Linked DNA regions of Homo sapiens: region 1 is linked to region 2. Evidence: chromatin contacts called from ENCODE Hi-C or POLR2A ChIA-PET data. All regions are on one chromosome and are shown on one strand. Each heading gives the region's core, a stretch centred on a gene start or an enhancer-like site at or near the end of the contact. The rest is flanking DNA. Distances are from core to core; before and after follow the strand shown.

Region 1 (4,990 bases), core at 1,136-3,635, 110 kb before region 2:
TTTGGGAGGCTGAGGCAGGTAGATCACTTGAGGCCAGGAGTTCAAGACCAGCCTGGCCAACACAGTGAAACCCCATCTTAACTAAAAATACAAAAATTAGCCAGGCATGATGGCAGGTGCCTGTAATCCCAGCTACTCAGGAGGCTGAGGCAGGAGAATTGCTTGAACTTGGGAGGCGGAGGCTTCAGTGACCTCAGATTGTGCCACTGCACTCCAGCCTGGGCAACAGAGTGAGACTCCGTCTCAAACCCCAAAACCAAAAAACATGGGACTGAGATGAGAAAAGGGGAGAATCCTCATGTTTCAGGCAAAACAAGTAAAAATTATTAAAATCTATTGTTACCTTTTGTTGTTCAGATATCTTCAGTGTGTTCCATCAGACTGTGGAGGTGTATCCTGGCAATACATCTCAAATTCAAGCAGGTAAATGGATCTAGCAGGCATCTGACTAGAAAGAGGGGTTAATTCTTTTATCCTCACTTTCAGATGAAGAAATTGGAGCTGAAGGTCAGCAAGGCAGGTATCAAAAACCGTGCCCACTCCACGCAGGCCCTGGCGTGGAGGGACGCAACAGGGAGAGCTTTCCTCTGAGAGGCCCCTGGCCAGGCCCGAGCCGTGTTCTCAGATCTCCTTGTTCTCCTTTCAGAACTTCCTCTTCTCCTTGGTTAGAATTAAACACAGTGGTGGGGGCCGGGCGCGGTGGCTTCGCGCCTGTAATCCCAGCACTTTGTAAGGCTGAGGCAGGCTGATCACCTGAGGTCAGGAGTTTGAGACCAGCCTGGCCAACATGGCGAAACTGTCTCTACTAAAAATACAAAAATTAGCCAGGCGTGGTGGTGCACACCTGTAGTCCCAGCTACTCGGGAGGCTGAGGCAGAACTGCTTGAACCTGGCAGGTGGAGGTTGCAGTGAGCTGAGATTGTGCCATTGCACTCCAGCCTGGGCAACAGAGCAAGACTCTGTCTCAAAAAGAATAAATTGATTAAAAAAATAAAAATCAGCACAGTGGTGGAATCAGATTTATTGTGTCAGCTTCCCCAGTGCTGAGCCATCTCTCTTACTCAACATCTCCCCTCCAAGGCCCAGCACACAGTATGTGCACAGTTAATACCATGTCAGCCACTCTGAACATCTTGGGTTGAAGAAGCATTCGCCAGCATATCTTCCAGGAGCAAAGTAAGCATTTTCACCCCGACAAAGCACTCTCCATGCTGTGCCCACATCTGAGCGCCCAGAGTGGCCAGCAGTGGCTCCAGTGGCTCTTGGAGGTGCCTGTGTGCCGACGGCTCCCTATGTGCCACAAAATCGTTTTCCATGTCTGGGCACCAAGAGAGAAAAGCACGTCCATGTCCTGCCCTCCCTCCTCCAGCAGGCTGAGAGCAAGCTGCTCCCAGGCAAGCATGCCCCTAGGCTGTTCTTCAGGCCAGAGGGGACTTGGGGAGTGAATCCAACTTTGAGACAGAAGGCACGGTGAGCTGACATTAAAACGACCACATCTACGCTGGGCACGGTGGCTCATCCCTGTAATCCCAGCACTTCGGGGGGCCGAGGCAGGTAGATCACTTGAGGTCAGAAGTTCTAGACCAGCCTGGGCAACATGGTGAAACCACGTCCCTACTAAAAATACAAAAAGTAGCCAGGTGTGGTGGCATGCACCTGTAGTCCCAGCTACTTGGGAGGCTGAGGTGGGAGGATTGCTTGAGCCCTGGGTGCACAGGTTGCAGGAGCGGAGATCACGCCACTGTACTCCAGCCTGGGCGAAAGAGCAAGACCCTTTCTCAAGAAACAGAAACAAAAAACCCCAACCACATCTAAAAAGAAAGCGGCTAAGATTCAGGTGGTTGGCTCCAGGCACTCAAGCTGCCAGGCCACGCTTGGCCACCAATAGAACAGAAACACAGACCCACTCAAGATGTGTCCCGCTCCTGTTGAGCCCCTGCCATGCTCATCCGCAGGCGGCACAGGCACACACCGACTGGGCAGACAGTGGGCCAGCGGGGGCCCTTTCTGCATGGCCCCCTCCCTTCGTCACACCCTGTCCTCCAGCCCCCTGACCCCGTCTGCCCACCCTGGCTGGGACTTTCCCCTGGTTCACAAGCCTTCATGCCTCATTTCTTCAGGACTCAGCTCCCTGCAGGTGGCTGCAATCTCACCCAGCAGACAGGCCCTGTGTGGGACGGGGCTCGCCGTTAGGGCTGCAACCCTGTGATGCAGAACCCACAGCAGCCCGGTTGTGGCAGGAGGGCGGGGGCACTCTCACGTTAGGCTCCTGTGGGCAGAGCTGGCAGAGGCACTGTTTCCTAAGCCAGAGGCAGGTGTGGGACAGCCCAAGGGAGGAGGCAGTGCTCCGTCACCACCCAGGTTGGAAGGGGTAGCAGGCATGTCGTGTAGCCGAAAGCTCCCTGGGAGCACCTGATGGGCAGAAGTGTGAGCCGGAACCCAGCTCCCCAGCACCCCCGGCTCCCGAGGGCACACCTGCTCCCTCAGTGCCACTGTTCCCCTTAGCCTTTAACTTCTGGTGCCCCTGAGCAAAACGAGACTGGGAGCAAAATCCCCCTCAGGATTTGAGAACTGTAATTCAGAAATGACTTTTAAGCACAGAGTGTTTTATTTTGCTTGGAACCTTTGTGCAAAAAACTGAATCATCTGCCAGAGTAAACACATTTCAGTTCATAAGCAGCACCTTTGAATGAACACTGAAAAGGGAACGTACGGTTCGGTCTAAAGCCAGAACAGAACGCGTGAGACGCACTGGACGGCAGGAGAGCCTCCGCCAGCCCAGGTCCGGGGCGCAGGACACCGAGAGTGTCGACGCAGCTTCCACTGCAGAACGGAGTGACCACAGACCAAAGCAAATCACGCAAGTGGATCAAAAAATGTTTATTCTGAATTCTTTAATTTAAAAAAATCATACCTATGAGGTGTGCTACAGGAATTCAGATACAATAAGTTGCATATAAAACCCGACCTCATTGCTCATTGTGGTAAAGCAAGGATGATGAGAAAATGCACCTCAGGAGCAAAAACACGCTTCACGGGCACTCCGGGACCCAAGTCCCGAGACATTTCCACGTGACCTTCTGGAAAGACACACCGCCCACCTGACTGCACGACGGGACTGGTCCAGCCTCCCGGCTCCTCAGGAAGGAGATGAGTTTCCTACAAAGTGAGTGGCCACAAATGCCAGGACAGCGGTGTCCTGGAGCTGTGGGGGGACCTTGGGGAAGAACACACACTCATCTGCACTTCACACTTCTAGCCTTCAACTGATCAAACTACTGAAATTGAACATGATATTTTGGCAAAAATACTACACCCCCATTGACAGGAGGAGGGTTCCTGGCGGCTCACAGCAGAGCAGGCACTGCCTTCCTTCCCAAGGCCGAGAGGCCATGCTGTGACATGGCACACACACCGCCCCAGGCTGCCCGGTGGCCCAGGGACCATATGGGTGACAGTTAAGACATCAGCCTTTGTGAAAAGCCAAGCCCGACGCAGACCTCAACTGCACTGTGCGTCCCAATCCAGAGACCCGCGGGGCAGGGGAGGATTTCAAGGACTCAGTGACACTGCCCGGCGGGGACAGGAGAGGCTCCCAGCAGCCCTCCCGGTGACCTGGGCATCAGGGGATGGGTAGAGATGAGGACAAGCCGGAGTGGGCACAGGAAAAAAACCAGGGTCTCTGCTAGAAGTCACCTGATCCTGCGGGCTGTCACGGTATGACATAGGCAGATTTCCCATCTGACATGGCAGCTCCTGTGCTCTGGGTGACTTAGCTCCGGGTTAACTTCCATCAGGCCCAGTCCTCTCCTCCCCAGCAGTGAGACTCTAGAGGAAGCCCCTCGTCTGGGACAGTCCTTCCTGCCTACCCGCCACAGGGCCGACCTGAGGCCTCGTGCTTGTCCTGGGAGGTCCCGACTGCACTTGATGGGCACGAGGGCAACACGAACACAAGAGAATGCGAGCTCCCTGAAGCTGCCGCGTGACAGTCAATTTGGCAAAAAAGAAAAAAAAAACCATCAATGCATAAAACCAATTACCAAAGTCCTCCTAAGGAATGTGATTACAATATATTAGCAAATTCTGTGGCATAAACATTTTCAAAAGCATCAGCAAAAGTATTAAATATAAAAGCAATGTGTATATTCCCCTCCCCACCTTCAAAAAAAAAAAAAAAAAAAAAAAAACAGAAAAAACCCAAAACCACCCAAGAACCAAAGAAGGCCTGATCTGTAGTGTGAGGATCCAGGGCGCAGCTCCGGGGGGGGGCTGGGGGCCCTACTGCCGCAGCTCCACATAGTTGGCTGGGAAGAGCCCGTACCGGCCCTTGCACACCCCGCGCCACCAGCCGTCGTCAATCATCTCGATGTTGGTGATGATGTCATCAGGGTCAAATGAGATCTCATCATCGCCCGCTGGGGAAGAGAACACAGAGAAAGATGCTGAAGTGCAAGCGTTTCCTGGTCTGCCAGAAAAAAAGCACAACCCAGAGCAAGCTCCCAGGCAGCCTGCTCAGAGATGCCCCCTGCAGAGATGCGGACCACCGCGGAGGCTCCTGCTGCCTCTCCCATGCCACCAAGGCCAGGATTTGTGAACATGAACCGAGAGAGTACAAAGAGGCACAGAGCCCTTCACACAAGCACCAACCCCACCCGGACCCCTTCCTCAGGAGCAGGTTTCCACCACATAACTCCAGCCCCGCCTGCCCTCCCTTCCCCTCTCTCTGGCAGACGTGTCTGTGGAGGGGGTGGGGAGATGGGCTGCGGAGGCCGCAGTGGAAGGACAGCCAGGGGACACCCGGAGAGAAGCCCGAGGTGATGGCTGAAATGGGAATGGAGGGCAAAAGCCACGGTGATGAGAATCCACGCACAGGTGCCGAGATGCCACAGACACACCCACATGCGTGTACGCAAATGCACGTGTGCAAAAGGCACTGAACGGGGACGGCCAGCGCTCACTTATGGTAGAATGCCAGCTTCCGCGCTGATGG
Region 2 (4,428 bases), core at 124-2,623:
GTCAAGAAAACTTGTTAATGGCTCTAAATTAAGTTTCAGAAAAATAAATCTTCCCCCGAAATATCAGGTTGTTGCAAAAGTAATTGCAGGTTTTGCCCACAATTACTTTTGCAACAACCTAATACTACCCAATTTGTAACAGCAAATCAATATACATTAGTAATTTTAAGACATTTAAGCCAATTAGTACTTTTTAAACCTACAAAACCCTGTCTTCTTAGAGAAGTTATTTCCAAGAATTCAAGAAGCTTCAAAAAACAAAAGTTACACCAACACTTGTGAAGCTGGCCTAATACACAGCATGTGCACAAACCAAGACTTATGTGGCTGATGGCACCTTTTCATCCAGAGCTTTGTGGTGTTCAAATAAGGACTTCAGTGCTTTCAGCACTTCCACTTCGCTGGACACGCCTGCTGGAGACTGCGCTTGTCTCTTCACCACGGTCATCCTAAGAGACCGCTCATGCCTGGAGACAAGGCATTCCAAATGCTCTAACAGCAGCTGAAATAAAAGGCCAAAATAAAGACTTGTTAAACAGCATTTTTAATTTCATGATTGAATCTGGGGCAAATAACTCCTTTACAGTCTCATACTAAAATGAAGTCCCTTCAATTCCGCAGAAAAACAAATTCCTCTCAATTGTATTAAAATATCATAAATTCTCATCACAAATTTCAAGCCATTAATGTGTGATCATGCTGACTAATCACAGTCTGCTCAGTGGGAAAAGGTATGAAAAGTATTTCAGGCCAGACAGAGTGGGTCGTCCTTTCGTTTTGACACACCGCCCCTCCTCCTGACAGTGGCTCCAGGGGCAGGCAGTGAACAGAAAGGTCACACTCACCCTGGTGTTATTCCTTTCTGCTTTCAGTTCAGCAATTTCTTCTTCCCTTTCAAGGAGCTGTTCCCTGCATACATTGAGTTCTTTAGTAAGTGCTGCGAACTCCTAGAAAATCACAAAACAAAATTAAATAAATAAGAAAGACCCCCTAAAGAAAGCCTTTCATCAAGGCTCCACAGTCTTCACACAAAGGCAACCTCATTACAAGTTATGGGGAAGGGATCTCAGTGATCCTCCAGAGAAAGAGGGCATCAATGGACCACACAGATTCCCTAACAAATCACAACACTGACAGACCATCTGACTTCCCTCTATCCCTGCACCCTGGGACAAGGACAGCAGGGAAAGAAGGGGAATCCAAGTCCACCTTCTCAGCAGCCAGAGAAGTCCAAAACATTTTCCTGAACAGGATCCTGACATGAACTGAATGAAGACATTTTAAATGACTCACAGACATGTGATCTAGAGTTGCTGGAGAGAGAGGAAAGATGGCCTAGAAGGCCACCACCCCTGTCCTAGCCTCCTTTTCTTCCTTTTTCTTTCTGAGACAGGGTCTCATTGTGTCACCCAGGCTAGAGTGCAATGGTGTGACCATGGCTCACTGCAGTTTTGACCTCCAGAGCTCAAGTGACCCTCCCAAGTAGCTGAGACCACAGGCTTGAGCCACCGTGCCCAGCCTCTCTTCTAAAGTAATATTTCTTCTGCAAGAATCCCTACTGTGGGTAATCAACTTCTAGCATGACAGCACAAGAAGCTCCACTGACCTGCTTGCTCCCAAGGAAAACAGGTGAACATTGTAAGAAAACAACTGTTCTGAGACTCTGGAGATCGTTCTAAGGGTTCACAGCAAACAACTGAAAATTCAGTAAGAAAGGCCAGAGTCTGTTGTATTTGAACCAAGACTGCTCCCTGCCTCCCCTTTCCAGGTCAGTGAGGCAGCGACTCTGTTCCAGACTGCTGCAGCTGATAATGTAGTGCCCTCTCCCCCAGTTCCACCCCACCCCAGCTACGTGGTGCTGATGCTGCATCCTGGCTAGTGGAGTCATGGGCAAAGTGGGCCTTCCTACCTCTGTCCAGCCTCCATTCTGGAATGGAGGCTCAACTTTGAGTGTGGCAGGCTGAGAATACTGGGGGTCCTGATCAGCTGTGCCCTGGCTCTGTAAGACGGTAGCTGCAGGGCTGGAGTGACAAGCTGAGAGGGCCCTGGCTGCCGCCATAAGACCAGGGGCGTCATTCAGGGAGAAACGAGTTTGGTGACATTTAAACCTCTTTAAATGTTAGGGCACTAACATTTAAACCCTGGGCACTCTCTTTAAACCTAGGAGCAGTGGAGGTCCTAGTGAAGGCAACTGGAGGTGTGGGTTTAATGGAGGCACAGCCTGGACTGCGGCTGGCTAGTCAGCAGGGAGAGCTGGAGAATTCTTGCTGCAGGAGCCCTCCAGAGTAGGAACAAATCTCCTAAAATGACTTCAGAAACTGTTTCTTAGAATTAGCCACAATTTCACTGAATTGGTTTCTAATTATCCCAGGGCACTGCTGAAGACAACAGAAACATATGTGGGGCTCAGAACTGAGTGTGGTCAGAGAGAGTGGAAGACAGCAGCAGGGTGACTGTGGACACATCCAAAGCTGCGCCTGGCTGGGGAGTAACAGCAGAGGCTGAACACAGCGGGGGTGGGGAGGGGACACAAGCACATTCCACTACATGAATCTAGCATTCACTGAACTGCTTAAGCTGGCAAGTTTTATCTTAGTATATTTTATTGCAATTAAATATATATAGACATTATAAACATATTATACAGTGAGTTTTGGAGACAAGGCTGCTCCTGAGACCATAAAATTAGCTAAAGAACATGAATAGCTCTTCAATTCAGTATTTCAGTGCATACTTGCAAACACAAAGAAATGCCAACAATACTAATGAAGATCACCCAAATGTGGCTTAAAACCTGGTAAGGATCTGTAAGTGCTGAAACCTCTTCAGAGATCGAACGCAGCATTCAGAAGCGGGCTCCTGGGCTGGGCAGCGTGCGGGAGGAGGGTAGGGAGAGGCCGCCAAGTAGACCGGTCTTCTGTCCATGTCCTCCCACCAAGTTTGTTTTCCTTCCTAAGTTTCAGAGATTTCTTATGTGCCAATATTAATCATATCAAATACCGATTTACATCTCTGATAATTAACTCTAGCTGACTGTCAGATCATCTAATGGCTAACTTTAACGAAACACTGTCATCTCATGAAGGGGTTCGTACATGAGGAAAGATTATTTCTCTTGCAGGCAAAAAGCAAACAGACTCAAACTAGCTTCAGTTAAAAAGCCATTATTAGGCCAGGCATGGTGGCTCACACCTGTAATCCCAACAGTTTGGGAGGCCGAGGCAGGCAGATCACCTGAGGTCGGGAGTTCGAGTCCAGCCTGACCAACATGGAGAAACACCATCTCTACTAAAAATACAAAATTAGCTGGACATGGTGGTGCATGGTGGTGCATGCCTGTAATCCCAGCTACTCAGGACGCTGAGACAGGAGAATCGCTTGAACCCGGGAGGTGGAGGTTCCGGTGGGCCGAGATTGCACCACTGCATTCCAGCCTGGGCAACAAGAGCGAAACTCCATCTCAAAAAATAATAATTAATAAATAGCCATAATATGGCACATAACTGTCAAGTCAAAGTACAGAGTCGGCTACAGGCCTGCCTGAATTCAGGACCTTGAATTTTATCATTGTGCCCCTCCATCTTGTCCCTGTCATCTGGGTCAATTTTGTGAAGTAACTGCCAATCCACTAATTTTGTCTTTGACTATGTCTGGTCCAGAGTCTATCATCCTGGCTAATATCCTTTTCATTTACTAGATTTCAAGTTCTTCTTCCTTTTTCTTTTTCTTTTTTGGGTCATATCTTCTTACTCTTGTTTCCTTTTGGGCAATTTCTTGTTTGTTTTCATGGATGCTAATTTATCTTTTTAAGCATCTTAAACATACTTATTTTGACAGTTTTTGCCAGACTGTCCTTAAATTTCCGATGCAGTAAATGCACAGCTCTGTAAGGCATCAGCTCTGTGAGGATGTGTATTAGAGGTCTTTGAGCATAGAGGAATTGGGGTCTCGGGCTCATCGCGACAGAAGGTTTTCTGTTGCTGGTGCTCTCCTCCCTGTCTAGTGGCTCAGTCCATTCAGGCTGCTGTAACTAACTCCCATTACCTTTTAAACAACAGAAATTCATTCTTCACAGTTCTCGAGGCTGGAAGTTCAGAAGCAAGACATCAGCAGATTTGGTGTCTGGTGAGGGCCCAACTGCCAGCTTCTATGTCCTCACATGATGGAAGGGACCAGGGATCTCTATGGGGTCTCTTCTAAGCACATTATTCCATTCACAAGGAGTCCACCCTCATGACCTAATCCCCTCCCAAGGGCTCTACCTTCTAATACAGTGAAACCAGGGAGTGGGATTTGAGCATATGACTTTGGCAGAGCAGGGAACACAAAAGTATTCAGCCCATAGCACTAGTGTTCTGTGGTTGTTGCCCTCCAAGCCTTCCAAGGCCTCCGTCCAGAACTAGGTTTTCCATGGTGATGCAGGATTCT

What was found. A loop is a pair of places that touch in the nucleus more often than their neighbours do. ChIA-PET counts read pairs that join two places held with the same protein, here RNA polymerase II (POLR2A). Pooled maps may share reads with other maps.
Region 1: a loop to region 2 is called in a pooled map, with 2.7 times the contacts of the local background. The contact joins two enhancer-like sites. A Hi-C loop is called at or near these places in 2 of 50 pooled maps. POLR2A ChIA-PET finds 5 or more read pairs at or near these places in 3 of 52 experiments (BJ, GM12878 and activated T-cell).

What each region holds. Positions count from the first base shown.
Region 1 is chr11:70,434,451-70,439,440 of GRCh38, reverse strand. It overlaps CTTN (cortactin), which reads right to left. Exons shown (of 18, transcript NM_005231.4): 18 at 2,866-4,415. The coding sequence ends at 4,279. Among named protein-coding and RNA genes, the nearest start is that of CTTN, 38 kb to the right of the region's middle. Within about 2 kb of position 2,385, at least 2 of the 41 ENCODE cell types and tissues checked have a DNase peak (open chromatin) inside an H3K27ac peak, as active enhancers do.
Region 2 is chr11:70,320,921-70,325,348 of GRCh38, reverse strand. PPFIA1 (PPFI scaffold protein A1) reads right to left here. Exons shown (of 28, transcript NM_003626.5): 3 at 846-947; 4 at 338-502. It overlaps LOC105369373 (a long non-coding RNA gene), which reads left to right. Exons shown (of 2, transcript NR_188532.1): 2 at 222-541. Among named protein-coding and RNA genes, the nearest start is that of MIR548K, 39 kb to the right of the region's middle. Within about 2 kb of position 1,373, at least 3 of the 41 ENCODE cell types and tissues checked have a DNase peak (open chromatin) inside an H3K27ac peak, as active enhancers do.